2 separate regions of the Homo sapiens genome follow, and region 1 is linked to region 2. A link is a loop called in an ENCODE intact Hi-C map of the cell type or tissue named here. Cell type or tissue: breast epithelium. All regions are shown on one strand. Each heading gives the region's core, and the rest is flanking DNA. Links, peaks and the distances in the headings are about the cores only.

What was found. Hi-C counts contacts between places; a loop is a spot of excess contacts. Peaks named below come from ENCODE experiments on the same cell type or tissue, not always from the same donor. Only the 100,000 strongest peaks of a DNase experiment are listed, where the experiment ranks them.
Region 1: a loop joins it to region 2, with 16 times the contacts of the local background. A loop is called at or near these places in 1 of 110 quality-filtered maps.

What each region holds. Positions count from the first base shown.
Region 1 is chr3:129,014,358-129,016,857 of GRCh38, forward strand. All of the region lies in intron 2 of EFCC1 (EF-hand and coiled-coil domain containing 1), which reads left to right. It also overlaps a transcript of CFAP92 not described here. Among named protein-coding and RNA genes, the nearest start is that of EFCC1, 14 kb to the left of the region's middle. RefSeq lists enhancers at 1,569-2,076, 1,790-1,899, 1,920-1,969. In breast epithelium, for the core only: no CTCF peak of the experiment used is centred there; a DNase peak (open chromatin) is centred at 1,555; H3K27ac peaks cover 2,500 bases.
Region 2 is chr3:128,486,792-128,492,599 of GRCh38, forward strand. GATA2 (GATA binding protein 2) reads right to left here. Exons shown (of 6, transcript NM_032638.5): 2 at 12-285. The coding sequence starts at 240. GATA2-AS1 (GATA2 antisense RNA 1) reads left to right here and starts at 2,412. Exons shown (of 3, transcript NR_125398.1): 1 at 2,412-2,879; 2 at 2,988-3,278. RefSeq lists enhancers at 341-948, 1,916-2,726, 2,727-3,538, 3,539-4,348, a cis regulatory region at 880-2,661 and a silencer at 1,036-1,235. In breast epithelium, for the core only: no CTCF peak of the experiment used is centred there; a DNase peak (open chromatin) is centred at 1,180; H3K4me3 peaks cover 2,500 bases; H3K27ac peaks cover 1,211 bases; H3K27me3 peaks cover 2,500 bases.

The sequences.
Region 1 (2,500 bases), core at 1-2,500, 530 kb after region 2:
GCTGTGGAGGCTGACCAGAGTGCGGTGTCGCAGCGTTGGCTTCTCCTGCGGCCTCTCTCCTGGGCTGGCAGCCAGGGCCGCCTTCTCCCTGTATCCTCGCGTGGTCTTCCTTCTGTGTGTATTTCTGTCCTAATCCCCTCTTCTTAGAAGGACACCAGTCAGACTGGATTAGGGCCCACCCTAAAGACCTCATTTTAACTTGATTACCTCATTAAAGGTCCCATCGCCAAATAAGATCACATTATGAGGAGCTCTGGGGGTCTGGACATCAACATATGAATTGGGGAGACACAACCAGCCCATCACAGGAGACTTCTCTGAGATGTGACCCTGGAATTGAGGCCTGAGTGGCAAGGTGGGGCCATGACTTGTGTGATCCAGGGCGGAGGTGACTCCCATAGCAAAATCACAGGGCTGGGCACAAGCTTGGCTTGTCTGCACTGCCTGCACGGGGACGAGCAGGTTGGAGCCAGCCTGGATGCCGAGGGGCCAGTGAGGAGGGGCCAGTGAGGAGGAGCAGGTGAAGAGCCCTCCTCACCTGTACACACGGAGTCCTGCTAAGTCTCAGCTCCAAGTGGCTCAGACCCACCTGCTACTCTCCAGTCGCACCCACCACCCAGCCCAGCCCCAGCACCACTCCTGGACAGCTGTCCTAGCCTCCTGACTGGTGTCCCAGCTCCATCAGAACCACGGACCACACAGCATCAGGTTAATCTTTTCAACACCCAGATCCCACCTCGGGCTCGCCCACTCACAACTCTCCTGTGACCTCCTCTGGTGACCATCATGACTGTGAGTGACCAGGCCCTTTCCCATCCTCTCCTGCAGCCACACTGACCCTCCAGGGCTCCCCTTCTCAGGCCCTTTGGGCATACGGCTCCCTCCACCATCCCCAAGCCTACTCCTGACCAATCCACATTCACCCTTCAGGTCTTGCCAGACCCCAACTCTTTAGGGAGGCCCCACCTCCATCTACAGCCTCTTCCTAACGTCTTTCACGGCCCCTGGACTTTTCTGTCCTTCATGTATTTTTGTGATGACTTCATTGAGGTCTGCTCCTTCGGGGGGGGAGGTTGCGGGGTAAGCTCTGTGAGGTCAGGGGCCATGCCATTGCTAAGGACAGTGGCTGGCTCAATACTTCATCCTTCGGTGAATTAAAGAACCAAGTCAGCAGCTTGGGCTGGCAGGGCCTTAGAAGTCACCCAGCCCAGGCTGACACCCTGCACGGCGCCCCCGAGAGCTGAGTGTCCGTGTCTGCTCGCACACTCCTGTTGCACCCTTCCCACCGCCATCCCCTGCTCAGTAAAGTTGGGGGGGTTCCCGAATTCAGGTAGGGACCAGAGAGGAGTCACAGAGGACCCCTGAGGACTGTCCCCCCACCCCTTGTGATTTATTTTCCGCCCTTCCTCTGCTGCATCCCGCCCCCCTACCCCAAGCTGTTCTTCCTGCTGTTGTTCTCTTGTTTTCACATGTTGCTCTCTGTTTCCTGTAAGGCTGCTTCACTCAGGAAACGCCATGCAGCAAAGGAAGCCGCTGTGTGCGAACCTCCAGGACCTCCCAGAGTAGGTGCTGCAGCGTGGCCGTGGCCTGATGGCCCAAAGTAGCCTGGCTGGGTTCTGAGGGACCTGTCAGCTCTGCAGCTTCCTGAGACTTGCTGAGTCACTGAGCGGCTCAGAGCATAGGAAGCAGAGAGAAAAAGACAGCAGTGACATTTTTCATCTATTCCAGAATAAACTGAGCCCAGGCGGTGTAATGGGCTTTTGATGCGTCCCCCTGGCTTTGATGTGATGCCTTGACCGCTCCCTTGGTTACAGCAAGTTAACCGGTCAAACACTAAGCTACAGTTGCTGTACAGGTATTCTGCATATGGATTAAAGTCTGTCATCAGTTGACTTTAGGTAAGGGACATTATCCTGGCTGGTCTGGGTGGGCTTCAAGAGCCAAACAGGCTTCTGTGTGAAAGAGAAGTTCCACCTGTGGACAGAAGGGTGTGGAATCCATCTACAGCCAGGCCTACAAGCTGTAGCTCTTTCTGAAGGACTTTATGACAAGGAAGTGGGCTGTGTGATTGTGGGGGCTGGCTAAGCAAGCCTGAAGTCCACAAAAGGGAAGCTGGCAGGCAGGTGGAGCTCATGGGCACGCCCGTGTCTAGAGCCTCTGGGGAAGCCCATAAGCCGTGCCCGTGAGCTCCACCTGCCTGCCAGCTTCCCTTCTGTGGATTCCAGACTCATTTAGCCAGCCCCCGTGATCACACAGGCCACCTGCTTGTCATAAAGCCCTGGAGACAGAGCTACAGCTGCAGGCATGGCTGTAGATGGATTCCACACACTGGCCCCACTTCTCTGGTCAAACCCTGACTCGTACAGGGCCTGAGGCAGGAGGGGGCGGAACTGATTAAGGAACAAAAGCTAACATTTTTGAGCACTCACTGGGTGTTAGGCACTGCACTAAGGACTTTATCTGTACAACCTTATTGCACTCCCAAGCAGTGCTGTGAGTG
Region 2 (5,808 bases), core at 1-2,500:
CCAGTGCTCACCGTGCGCGGGGCTGTAGGAGACGCGCGCCCGCGCGTGAGCGGGGTTGGCATAGTAGGGGTTGCCCTGCGAGTCGAGGTGATTGAAGAAGACGTCCACCTCGTCTGGAGGCAGCAGCTGCGCGGGTTCCATGTAGTTGTGCGCCAGGCCCGGGTGGTGTGAGTCGGGGTGCTGCGCATTCAGCACGGCCGGGTGCGCCATCCAGCGCGGCTGCTCGGGCGCCACCTCCATGGCCGGCGGCGGCGGCTCAGGGTCTGGGTGCAGACGGCAACGGCCCTGCGCGAGGAAGGGGGAGTGAGGCGTGCCGCCAGCGCCTGACACCCCCCAAAGTCCCACCACGAGGTGTCCCGCACGCCACGGAGCCCCAGCCCAGATCCGGCGAGAAAGAGCACCAGTCCCGGGTGGGAGGAAAGCCCAAGGCTCAAAACGAAAGGAAGGCGGGGGAGGGGGTTCAGCCACGCACACTCACGTGGTGACCCGCGGCTCCAGAATCACACACCCGTGCACATGGGGTCACGCCCGGGGACGGGTCCCGACACCAGTGACCCCAACAAACGCACAGAGCAGCACTTCAGTCAGACACTCACACTGAGCCCCCCCGCCCGGTAGACAAACACATGAACACAGACTCAAAAGTTGGAGACAGGCGCCCGGGCACCCAGTGTGGCACTTGATCCCAGCGACACGCACACACCCACACTTGGCGCCAGATACACATACTGATCTCAACCCCGAAAACATGCACACGCAGCCCCCTGAGCGCAGTACTAAGCGGCACAATCAGGACCTCTCAACAAAGCACACCAAAGCAGTCGCCCGCAGCCTGGCCCCCCGCCCTAAGTCCCCCCAGAGTCCCCTCAAAGCTAGGAGCGCCCCAGGCCCCCAGCCGGCTCTCAAACCCCAAACTTACACACGCAGCCGTGGGGAGGGGAGGGACTCGGCCTCTGAGAGTGAAGGAGTTCCGGCGGGAGCCCCGAGGGCGACGGGCCCAGGGACAGCACGTCCGGAGGCTGGCGGGGCTTACAGGGTAGGAGCTGGGGGTAGAGTGCGCCTCGGCCTCGGGCCCTCCCGGCTCCGGCCCCTCGGCATCCTCCGGCCGCCCTGGCGCCAGCTGCCGACTCCTGCACAGACATGAAGCGGGGGCCGCGCACGCCTAAGAAGCCCAAGCCAGCCAATCAACGCCGCGCGCCTCCCAGCCTCCGCCTCCCATTGGCTGCGTCCGCAATTCCCGAACCGCTGGACTCCGGGACTGACCCGCGGGCCGGCCCCCCTCAGCCGGCGGGCCCCCTCCCTGCGCGCTCCTGGCGGCCCCTGCTGCCAACGCGCCCCACCACTAAGGGACCCTCACCCCAAGGCCCGACCCCTGCAGCCCCTCTTGCGAACACTCCGGGATCCCTCGATGCTCTGGGCCTCCCTAGCAGTAACTAACCACCAACTGCCCCCTCCCCAGGAGCCCGGGCCGCACACCCTCTGGATGGCCTCTCCCCGAGACCCTAACCCCGCCACGCTCCTTCACCGCTGAACGTGGTCAGTCCGAGCGCAGTTACCTACCCAGACCGTTCCCTCCCCTAGCTCGGGCGCTGTCTGGGTGGACTGGGGGTTGGGATGGTTCGGACGACAGCGGCGGAACAGCAGGAGCCGAGAGGGGCAGAGAGGGGCAGGAACTACAGGGCTCTAGAGGGCACCTGGGCCTCGGACACGCGGCCGCTCAGGGCTGTGCTTGACCCAGTGGAGGTGGCCCGGCCGGTGGCTCCAGAAAGGGGGAGGGGGCACCCCTCCCCGGGCGTGGCCTTCGCAGGCCAACGGGCCCAATTGCCTGGGGCGAGGCCGTGGAGACCCGGACTGGCGCCGGCGCCAGCTGGAGGGAGACGCCCCCGGGCAAGAGGTGGCATTTTTTTTCCTCCGGGGGGGGTCCCCGAGGTGGCCTCTGGTGAGGGGGAGGCGGTGGTCTGAGGTCTCCGTCTTCTAAGTCACCTGGAAGTGCTCCCCACTCACTTCTAGCCCGGAGATCGGCTCTATGGTTCGTGTGGGCCGGGCGCACAAGTCTTCCTCCCTCCCATTGTACAGACTGGGGAGACGGAGGCTCGAAGGGAGCCCCGGGCCGAGGAGGGAGGTCCAGGACAAAGGCATTTTGGGGGACCTAGACAGGTGCCGAGTACTGGGGGGACTCAACAGCGTCCTCCAGCCCTCTTCCCTGTTGGGCCCGAGGCTCCCGGGGTAGATGTCCAGAGGGCCCCCAGGTGGGTCGGGGGCAGGAGGAGGGCTGGGGTCCCGGCCACCCCCGGGAGAGTGGGGGAGGGGCGGCGGGATTGACAGTCGGTAATTGGGTAACTGGAGGCGGCTTCTCCGGCCGGGCGGCCCCGCCACCGCGACGCCGAGCCCCTGACGTCACCCGATTCGCCAGGAAATGAACTTTTTAATAATCCGAGGAGGGAGGAAAGCCCTCGGTCCCCTCGGCTCCGGGGGCGCCCGGCTGGGCCCAGCTCCGCGGGCGCGCCCCCGTCACCCCCTCCCAGGCCAGTTCAGGGCAGCGCCAAGGGGCCGCGGGCTCAGGCTGAGGCCTCCTCCTGCCTAGGCGTCTGGCGTCCGTTTGTCTGTCCGAGGCCTCAGCGCAGGTAAAGCGCGGGGCTGGGGGGCGCAGAGCTCCATTGGGCTGGGAACCAGCGCGTCTCGTGCCCTTGGGGGACCCGCCTGCCCGAGCCGCCTGCTAAGCCTCCCGCTCCCCTCCACGCTGGAGCGCGCGGAGCCCGGTCTGCTCGGAACTCCACTCTGCGGGAGCGGAGGCCGGCGCCAGCCCGGGAAGCCGCGCAGGGGGCGGGAGGCCGAGCGCGAGGCCCTTGGCGCCGGGCCTCCGCGGCCAGGCCGGGCAGGTGAGCAGTCTCCGTGCCTCCCGGTTGGCGTTCCCCTCAACGCGTGCGGTCCCGCCGGGGCCCACTGTCTCTCCGTCCGTCTGTCTCTCAACTTTTCCCATCCTTTAGCTTACGATTCTTCATCAACTCGTAAAATGAGATCGCCGCGGAGCTCGAGCCTATTTGGCGTCTCCGGAGACTAGCAAGACCCTCTGAAAGACACCGCGTCCCCAGGGATAATCCCCCGTGTCCGGCAAAGCTGCCCCGCTCGAGCGCGAACCCTGGGACCCAGCGCGGGAGGCAGACCAGCAGCTGGCCGCTGGGCTGTGAACGCCAGGACCGAGCGGAAGCTTCCCGCCCGGCCGCGATCGGTGCCGCGGCTCTCAGGGAAGTGGCTACGCGCGTCCCTCGGGAAAGCAGGTAATTCGCCTTTTTCTCCCACCGGCGCGGTAAAAATTACCCTCCCCCTCCCCGTTCCGTGTGTATTCCCAGTTTCAGCGCAGCGAGCTCGGCGTCTAACCCCTCCGCGGCAGGGTCCCGGCCACTGCGGTAGTGGAGGTGGCCAGCCTGGCTGAGTCCCCTGCCCAAACGTCAGCCCTGTGCTGCCGCCTGCCTGACGCAGAGCGGAGCGAGGGAGGGGATTTAATTACCCCGCTCGGCAGCTCAGAAAATCGCCGCACAGAGGGGCTTAGCAGGACGGTTAAGGAGTGCTTGAGCAGGGGCCTCGGGAGACCCGAACCAGCCTCCTTGCCCGCAATCCGGTGTAGAGGAAAAAAAGGAAACAGGAGTTCTGCCAGGTCCTTTCAGGCCTTGGGGTTGCCTTCCTCGACAACGCAGGCAGGAGCCGGCTTGACCGAAGCCTCCACCTCGGTTGCAGGTCCTGCGTAGGATGCGGGACTGCTGCATTCTCTGGCGGAAACGAACCCGCCTGGGAGAGAGAAATGCGACGCCAAGTAGCAGGGCGCCCAGCTGGCCAATAAAGAGGGACCCGCGCTCGACAATGTCTGTGTGTGCCAGGCAGACCGAGGGACACCAACCGGGCCCCTCCCCATTAGGCCGAAGACATGGTCCTCCCACCTTGGGCCCCAAACAAACTCCCGGGGAGGGTCAACGCAGCCCCCAGAATCTGCTGGGGTCTTGAGGCGCTGTTCCAGGCCTGGTGAGAGCAGATTTACTCCAATTTATGGGCTGGAACTTTGGGGTCCCCAAAACACCTTTAGAGGGACGCGTTCCCTTTTTCAGTACTTTGTTCGTTCGGGAGTATAGTTGGAAATGCTGGCGCTGCCTTTGATCACATTAAGAAGCTGTCACTTTCCTTACTTGGGAACAAGATTTCTCTGAGGACTGGAGAAGGTCAGCCAGGAAGCAGAATTTTCGAAGGACCCTTTTGGCCCGAGAACTCACAGCGGCGATCGCCACCATTTGACCTGGGTGCTTCTGCCTGGGAGCTGGGGAGGTAGCAGATCTGGTGCCCGGTTCTAGAGTGCTTCTCAGGCCTCTACTAAGCCGCGGGTGCCAGGTGGGGACACAGAGATGCCCAGGTCTCCCCGGCCGTCCAGCCCCCCCCCCCCTCTGAGCCCTTTGTTTAAAGTTAGCTCATCCGAGGCGGCCCCTTTGGGACCATAAGTTTGCCCTCCCTTTGTAACCTAATTCTTCTCGCCTTTTCCTTATGGGCAGCTAATTGGCCCGCGGTGTGGGGCTGGGGGTGGGGTGTCAAGGAAACCCATTTGCTAAGGGACTACCTTCCATAGAGAAATTTAATTCGCAACCCAGCGGCCTCCCAGCCCCACACTGGCAATAAACCTTGAGGGGTACGGGGAGGAAGTGGGGTGCCTTAGCAGATGGGTTCAGAAGTTCCCTTAAAGCCGGGGCATTAGATCTCAGGCCAGCAGCCATCCCTCCGGGGGGGTTCCCAAGGGGGGGACTACTGCTATAACGGCCCCTCCTGCTCCTTGAGGTTCAATTCCAGCCCCTTAAAGCAGAAGGCTCCCTCCCTCGGCATCAGTGCAGGCTCTCCCACCTCATTACTGTTCTGTGTCTTTGGGAATCGTAGAGTCTGTGGCCCCCACGTCCTAGGTGTCTCGGCACCCTGGACCCAGGCGCCTCCGAGATTCTATATCGCTTCTGACCCCTACCTTCAAGCCTGGCAGGCTCCCCGCGGAACCCTGCTGAGACCCGGAGACAATCGGGCCGTGCTTCTCCCTCCTCCACGAACAGCCACGGTTTATTTGGAGCGGCCGGGGCCGGCGGCCTGACAACTGGTAAATCCGTTTCGTTAGGCACAATTTGTCTGCAATTTGTCAGCCCGGCTGGGAAACGCTCCCCAGACGCCTCGGCTGCCGCACGGGCCCTACCTGGTTCTCGAATCCTGCCTGCTCATAAACGAATCCTAGCACGGGGTGCCTGCGTAGACCTGGAGCTCACCACCAGATGTTCCCGACCTCGGGAGAGGAGGCTTTTTCCAAAACAACGAATTTCCTTCCTTGTTTTCCGGTAAAGGAGCGTTCGCCACACACGGGGTCCCTGAACGCGGGGCCTTTCCCCTCGTGGTTGGAGCAACGCGGAGTTCAAGCCTGGCCGCCACAGAATAATTTTAAATGCCCCGTTTTCAGACAGATCCAGAACGCCGTCTACGCCTACCGGCGGCAGATCTTCAAGCCCGCGGCGGCCCCATTCTTATTGAAATCCCACTAAACGGATTCCGACTCCGGCTTGGGGCGGGGGGAGACTTCCAGACCCGGCGCTCTCCCCCACACGCACCCCAGTCACACAGGATAAAGGGCTGCGGGGCGCAGCGCGCGGGGGCGCAAGCAGGAGCGAGCTGGGTTAAGCCGCGAAAAGCCGGCGCACGGGACCAGCCGGCAGGTGCAGCCGCCGCTCGGCGGCCCGGCTCGGACGCATCCGCCGCGGTGGCCTGGGGATTGGGGGCGGCCGAGACAAAGGCCCCAGT